Regions from separate parts of the Homo sapiens genome. Here region 1 is linked to region 2. A link is a loop called in an ENCODE intact Hi-C map of the cell type or tissue named here. Cell type or tissue: IMR-90. All regions are shown on one strand.

Region 1 (4,000 bases), 150 kb before region 2:
ACTCTGTTCATACTGCTCAATTTTAAAACACTTTTTTTTCACACTTGAGTGTTTCTGAAACCAGAATGTTTTGCTAATGTGGACACTGAGTGTGGTAGTGTTTCTAACTTTTTTTCTTCTGAAAATCTGTTAGTATATTGAGAGTACATTCTAAGATCAAAGAGCTGTGTTACTTACTTGTGTGTCTTGACTGAGAACTCCTAGGGAGCAGAAACTGTGTTCCAGTCATCTTTGTATCTCCATCCCTTAGCACAAAACAGTTAGGCAGCTATTGCTCAGTAAAGGTTGGAGGGAGTGAGGAATGGGGGGTGGCTTCTTTTTGTGTTGCTATAACAGAATACCACAGGCTGAGTAATTTGTAAACAGAAATTTATTGTCTCACAGTTCTGAAGGCTGAGAAGTCTGAGGTCAAGGCATCAGCAGGTTCGATGTCAGATGAAGACATTCTGTTCTTCCACGATGGTGCCTTGCACGTTGTGTCCTCACATGATGGAAGGCAGGATGAGAGAGAGCCCACTCCCAGAAACCCTTTATATGGCAGCATTAATCCATTCATGAGGGGAGAGCCCTCATGACCTAAACACCTCCCATTAGGTCCCACTTCACAACACTTGCCTTGGGGACTATCTAACACATGACTTTGGGGGGATGCATTCAAACCATACCAGGGAAGAAAGAAAGGAAGAAAAGAAGGAAGAAGGGGGACTCTGTACAATTTAGATATTACCTGCTCACCCCTATCTCATTCATTTGATTTCCCATAAGAAAGCAGTGGGGATTCTCCCCGCAAAGCCTTTCCTCTGGGCTTCCCTCCTTACCGTTCTCTGGGCACTCACCTCTGTGATGGAATATCAGCACAACACAAGGGTAGTCAACAACACAGGGCACACGCTACGATGAGAGAAAACAATCAAGAGGAAAGTTATAGGTTCAGCGTCATTATTCAATTCAGCTTCACCAGCCAGGAGCCAGGAGACCCTTCCACGAACTCTGTATTCCCCAGGTAAGAGCTCACCTCCACACCTTCCACCCATCTCAGCTCCTCCCTGGCCCACCAAGCATGCCCAGATCTGGGCTTTCCCTTACCTATTCCACCCCATTTCTGAAGACTCCAGTCAGCTGATTTCTTCATCTTCCCCAGCTCACGCTCTGCAGTGACATCTTCCCCAACCCCTTCCATCAAGGGCCTGCTCAAGCTTCAGCTCCTCCATGGCTTCTTCCCTGGTGACCCCTCACCATCCTCTGAACAGCACTGGTCATCTGAGCCATACCAATCAGCGCTGTTGACTCTGTGGCTGTTGTTTCATAGCATTTCCCACAGCATAGGGCTATACACAAAATCAGAGCTCAAACACATGACTGAAATGAATTAATACAGCAATTGGCTTTTCTGCAATGCTTCATCCTTTATCATTTCCTTGGTGCATCCTTCCTTCTTCTCCTAGCCCTAACAAATCCCTCTCTCTGAGGCCCCCTTGTTAGCTAAGAATTATGTCCCTTGCCTCTTTTTTTTTCAGGTGTTTTGTTAGAGACACCCTCCAATCACATGGCATGCAGCTCCCCAACATTCGAGCCTACAAGCCAGCCCTGACTTCCCTACAGACATATCTCTGAGCTGGCCTCTCTCCTTGGCTGCTGCACTTTTCTTACAGGTTCTTCTCTATCCTGATCAGAGGAAGCTTCATGGGTTCCTCTCCAATATCTCATACATCAAGGGGACATTAGAAGTGGAAGAAGGGTGTTAAGTTTAAGGTCAGGTTCCAGCCCATGCTGAGGTCCTAAGGGAGTGGGTGGATGAATGGCGGATGGATAGGAAGAACTCTTAGGGGGCCGTAAGTAGGTGAAATGTGGTTTTATTCAGCATCTCTCTTACACTGTCTCCGTCTTGGCTGCTTGCTCCGGTGGCTCCCACATACAGCTGCACAACCAGCTCTCTCTTCAGGGTTAGCAGCTTAACTCTTGCCCTACGGGCACAAGCAAGCCAAGCTGTGTCCTGGCTCCCCCATGTCCGTTTACAAAACAGACAGCTCTGGCTTTCTCTCTCTCTTTCTCTGGACACAAGCATGCCTGTACAGTGTCAGCAGGGAAATTATACCTTTTACAGATGATAGTGGCTCCAAGCCAAGTGATGAGCCTTCCCATGTTATGGCTACATGGCTGTGATTATACAACAAGTGGAGCTATGCTCCTGCGCTATAAACTGGCTGAGTCACGCAGGATGTTTACCTCGGCCTATCCTTGCTTGGCTGCAGTATAGCCATGTTCCTTACAAAAGGCCAGCCACATCACCATGTCAGCTTGTGTGGAATTCATAGCCAACTGACTCTATTAGGTTCTGTTGACATGAGCTGCTGTTAAGTCAGGTTTTTCATCCTTTACAGAAACAACAGATTTTGCGAACCTAAGGAGTGTAATTTAAATTTGTCCCTGTTAAATTTCATCGTGTTAAGCCTGATTGTTCCAGCTGGTGACGATCATGTTGAAGCTTCACTCTGTCCTTTCGATTTCTCAGTAGGGTGGAAACAAACTCAGTGTTTACAGCCTTAATGGGTGGCCTCAATGAAATAATTAACACCATGTCTACATCGGGGCTTTAATTCAGTTCTTGGCCCTGAGATCATAACAAAGCTGGGTCAGCTGAACTGCCTTTTAGGGCTCATTTTCATCACCATAGATAAGATAACCGTTCATTATCTTCTCCCAACCTCACTTCCACTATTAGGCTCCTCCACAGCACTCCCTGTCTCAGTAAATGCACTGCCATCCCACAGGTGGCCACGTCAGGAACTGGGGTTGTGGGGGGAGCGGGTTCCTAATTCCTGTCTCTCCATGAGCCCCACAATTGAATCAGTTCCTTAGCCTTATCAATTGATGATGCCTCCTAAATCAATCCAGTTCCTCAGCCACCAATTTCTCTTACATGTTAGACACGCCTTTGTGCAGGCTTCCTCCTGGCCTGCGTGCTCTTCCCCCTCCTTCATCTATTTATCTTCTACCCTTCAGGTTTCATCTCAAACCTTGCTTCCTCCAGGAAGGCTTCTCTGTCCTGTAGATGAGATCGGAGCCTCCTGCCAGCAGCTTCCGTAACATGGTGCTTTCTCTCTGATTCACCTAACTCACCACACGTTGTTGCTTGTGGAACTCTCCCCAGGTACATCTAAGTTCCCTGAGGATAGAGAAGGATTCTGTTTTGCTCATTGTATCCCTAGCCTACAGTAGATACTCAAAGAATGTTTCTTGAATTATTGCATTAAGTATGGTGCCATGAGTTTGGTTGCACAAGGTTTAAATCACTAGCAAGTGAGTGGGCTCCAGACCCCTAAGGCCTCTGGCATGGGGAAAGCACACCAGCTTTGCCCTCTACGCAGCAGCAGGACCCGGGTGATTCTATGAGCCTCAGTTTCCTCATCTGAAAAGTGAGAGTAAAAACGTATCATATGGGATTGTCACAGGGTCAAAGGAAATTATGCATATGAGTTTGCTCCCAAGCTGAAAAGCATGGTTCAAGCACAGGTCTAACCATAGCCATCCAGTCCCTCTGTGAGTGACTTTGCCCTGGCTTTGGAGGCTGTGCCAAAGTTGCATGGGCTCAACCTTGACCACATGACTCATCAGTGTGGGCTCAGTAAAGTCCAGCAGGTCTTTCTTAATTCCTTCTCAACCCTTTCTGCTATCCTCATTCTTCTGTACTACTGGGCCACTTCCAGAAACTTTCATAACCGCCACTTCTATTGCATTCTCTTGGTGGAGGGTTTAGTGATCCTGAAGGCCCTAGAAATACATGGAATTTAAAACACAAAATGGAGAGCATTGTGCATTTTAGTGAAACAGCAATTAGGAGCAGCAGTCACCATGTACTTGGGAGGGCAAGAGAGCCGAGGAGAAAAGTAATAAAGTGACCTCATAAAGACACTTAATTTCATTACCACCAGACGCAGTTTCCCATTATTGCTCTTGGTGTTTAATGGTTTTATGATTTCATCTATTGATGCTTAGCTAG
Region 2 (4,000 bases):
GTGTGTGGGAGGCTGCGGCCAAAATTGCCTCAGCTCCTCCCCCTCAGGCTGGGAGGCTGGGGGCTGGGGGTGGGGGTGGAGGGTCTCAGCTCTGCTGCCCCCACCCCAGTACTAGCCTAGCTTCCCAAGCTGGGGCTTAGAGGATAGTTGGCTTCCTGCCTCTCTCCACTAAAACAGCAAGTCTGGGAAATCCTGGGGCGAGTGGAGTCAACCCACACCCCAGTTGCTGGCAGAGACTGAGACTAAAGCATCACTTAATAAATACCCCCAAGCCCCCCCACCAAAAAAAAGATCCCATAAGGTACTCCAATGGACATATATTGGCAAGGTAGGCCCCATATCTATCACCTTCTGGTCCTCATTCACTTATTAAGTTAAAAAAAAAGTGTTTATTTAACATCTAATGAATGCCAAGTGCACTGCTAAGTGCCAGGGGCGCAGTATGAATAATAAACACGTTTCCTGTCCTCATACAGTTCAAGCTAGTGAGGGAGCTAAACACAGAAATAAATCATGACAAACTAAAAAAGAAAAAAAACACTAATTCTCCCTCAGGAAGTAAAAGAAGGCTTCAAAGAAGAGATGACTTTTGAGCTGGATTTTAAGATTCACCAGGTAGATAAGGGAATTCCAGGAAGAGAATGTAAGCAAAGGAAATGTGGAAAAGTACAGCTTGTTTACTGCATATTGAAGAGTTCTTGGCTACAATGGGGAGATAGGTGAGAGGTAAGACTGGAAACATTGATTGGGGACCAAATTATTGAAAGGCCTTGAATGTCATTTAAGTATAAACGAAAGGAGGTTTCACCCCCTTATCTCCCTTGTAGCTCCCCACAAAAAGGGAATTTTCATCTGCTTAAATCACATTTCCAGGCACTGGTTGGGCCTTGTTGACTCACAGGCAGGCCTACAATGTGTTAGAAGTACCACACATGGTGTTGCTTACTCTCCAGAGCTATGCTCAGAGGAAAAAAAAAAAAATCAAGCCAAAGCTCTCCCCTACTCCCACCCTGCCCCAAGGAGGCCTAGCTGGCTGGTTCATACGTTTTCCTACTGCTTGCCTCCTGTGGAGGACCCAACCTGCCCATTTGCCTCTTCCTTTTCCCCTCAATTGTGCACCACTTACTCCCTTTCCTTGAATCCTCAGACACTGGCTAGTGGTAAGAGTTGGGCTTAGGCAGAGGAAGAGGCCCAGCCTATGCTTTGGGCCTTGGTCATATGCTCACTCAATTTTACCAGAACTTTCTCCCTTGGATTACCAGGCATATATGCCTAGATTATAACATGCCACTGATCCTTTTTTGTGTTCTCCTTCAAGAAACAGAGAGCAGAGCAGAGCCAAGGCAGAATTCAGGTATCCTTAGGTCAAAATCTTATGATTATACTGCTATCCTTCATATGTCTGAACTTCATTCCCTGTGTATTAAGATAGAGATTTATAAACAGAGGAAAGATGTGACAGATCTATGGACTTGCCAGAGGTCATCCAGAGTCTCCTTCACCCTTCAGATCTAGGAAGATCAATCAAATCTCCATGTTTTGTCTGAGGAAGTACAATGAATGCCTTTTCAGGGACTTCTGTGAAAGGAAACACTGGGGGACTTACACTCTCATGGTTACCTGAGGCTCTTTGCTCCTGCATCTGCTGCATTAGTTCTGTTTAGGCATCTTCTTGCCATTCTAAACCTGCTGCTGTGTTCTGCATCTCACAAACCCAGACATGGAACTCAGCCCTTTTACTTTATTGCCACAGTGCAAAGCTCCACGCATGGCATTTGCATGTATGGAACACATCACTAAAGAAGATGGGGTCTGTGAAGTTTGAAGTGACTCTTAAGGAAAATTAGACAGGAAACTATGTTAGTCCAGGACGGTGCAGAGAGCCTAACCATGAGTTCACAGGTGCCACATATTGTATGTCTGGGGGTCTTCTCCAGAGCATTCACCATGTGGAAGGAGCATAAACAGTTTAACTGGTCCTGGAATGGTGTTCAGCAGAGGGAAGGGAGTGTAACTGAAGGAAAAGGGAACAAGGGATTTTGGGGGTGTTGGCAAGAGTGTCGTTTAAGTGACAGACCTTGCCTGCCTACGGCTGTTGGTAAGATCAGGCAGGGTTTAGAAATGTGAAGATTATATGGTCTCTAGTGCCACCTGCTGTCCAATTAAATGAAGCACTACTGGCTTGTCATCCATCCCTGAGAACTATACACGTAGAGATTAGAATAAATGCCTGATTTTAGTGATGTTCCTCAAAATAAGCTCCCAAAGCCGAGCTGAGGGTGGGGTGGGGGTAGTGGGTGGTCCATAGGAGGGTTGTGCAATTGCAGTAGCATCTGCTGTGGACAGCAGAGAAAAAAACAGTTTAGAAGAAGCCTCCATGCAGGATATAGCCAGCTTCCTGTCTTCTGAGTACCTTAGGACCAATGGTAACAGGCAGACTGTGATGGAAAGAACAAGGTGCTTTTCAGATTTGTATTCAAAGTCTACTATCTATGATCATTTGTATTTCTTCTCCTAGGACCTCTGTCATCCACCTATCCGATGATGGTAATTGACAGAGCAGGAGCATCTTTATTTTGGACAAACCGCCACTTTAAGTTCCAGCTCCCTTTCTAGCCTCATGCATTTCAAGGAAATCACTTCTCTTCTAACTACAAGCAAACAGAAAAAGCAGACAGTAAAACACAAATAAAACAGCACGGGCACAGAGGGAAGTAGGGGGAAAGTCTCTTGGGTAACTGCCAAATTTCACCCTCATATAATGGGCCCCAGTGAAACAGTGGGCCTTAATAAGGACATTCCTCTCCCTTCAGGTGCACTAAGATAGGGAAGCTAAAAGCAGACTTTGGGGGGTATGCCTGCAGCTGCAAAAAAATATGTATGGGAACAAACACACAACTCTCCCTCCCAAATAAACACAACAAAGAAACACAGAAGCAGTCCAAGCCTCTAATAAACTCTCCCACCCTGAATCCTTAAAAACTCTTAGTCTGTAAAAAAGTGTGCCTCTAATCTAACTCAGCCAAAAGGCTCCTCTCGGGTTTGTTTTTTCTAAAATAAACCTGTCTTAACTGGCAAGCCACCTTTCATGTTTCTTTCCTCTTTCTTTAATTCTTGCAGTAATGACCAAAATACATGAATTTTTATTTCGTGTATTCTTATTATTACCTAGAGGAAGATATATCCAATAAATGAAATTTAAAACCCTCTTCAAAAGGTTGTATCAATACTTTCTTAATTATTTCAAGTAAGAGCCCTAAAAAATAAATATCTATAACCATAGTTATATTATGAATTCTGCTTTGTGGTGTTTTTTCTTAAGAAACATGAGTGCCAAAGTTTTATTTGTTCATTTCTTACATTTGAAATACTCTTCGATGACATCCTTGACTTAAGATTCTTTGACCTAGTCCTTAACTACTGCACAACTGCAGCCAACCACTTTTCGGGGGTTTCCCTCTCAGTTTTACAGAGGCCTACCCATTCCTCTGGTTTCTTGTTGTCATCAACCTTAATTAGGGTGAGTTGGTGTTCAGCACCATGGGACTCCACCAACTTGACATACATAGGCTCATTGCAGTTGGGTGCAGGCAGACAAAAGTGGGCTTGGTGCTTGTCTAACGCTTTGGCAGCTTCACAAATTGCACATGCTAGGCCATGATGAGTGAGGGCAGTCTTCCGCACCTCTTATAAAGTAGTGTTAATGGCCATGACACCTCCAGCAGCAATGCCTCCATTGGTCATGATGGTGTATTAAGGGTAAAACCGAAGCTTGTATGCACTCGAGCCTCTGCCATGGCGTGACTTGGCAGTGGCAAGGAAATAGTGAATTCTGTTTTTAACAGAAATTTTTAAACTAAATGTCTATTTGGGACATTGGTTTGGGAGGTACGGTGCCCTTTATGCTCTGTCTTTTGTATAGAGTACATTCTTTGTTTTTCTTTTTATTTTTATTTTAGATTCTGGGGTACATGTGCAGGCTTGTTACATGAGTATATTG

What was found. Peaks named below come from ENCODE experiments on the same cell type or tissue, not always from the same donor. Only the 100,000 strongest peaks of a DNase experiment are listed, where the experiment ranks them.
Region 1: it touches region 2 in a loop (6-fold over the local background); 2 of 110 quality-filtered maps call a loop at or near these places.

The regions. Positions count from the first base shown.
Region 1 is chr11:112,363,342-112,367,341 of GRCh38, reverse strand. No RefSeq gene overlaps it. Among named protein-coding and RNA genes, the nearest start is that of LINC02762, 95 kb to the right of the region's middle. RefSeq lists an enhancer at 650-1,849. In IMR-90, no CTCF peak of the experiment used is centred here; DNase peaks (open chromatin) are centred at 331, 2,241 and 3,621; H3K27ac peaks cover 3,003 bases.
Region 2 is chr11:112,218,070-112,222,069 of GRCh38, reverse strand. BCO2 (beta-carotene oxygenase 2) reads right to left here. Exons shown (of 12, transcript NM_031938.7): 12 at 3,124-4,000. It also overlaps the pseudogene RPS12P21. Among named protein-coding and RNA genes, the nearest start is that of PTS, 6.4 kb to the left of the region's middle. RefSeq lists a silencer at 1,810-2,017. In IMR-90, a CTCF peak has its summit at 2,153 (motif pointing left); a DNase peak (open chromatin) is centred at 2,139.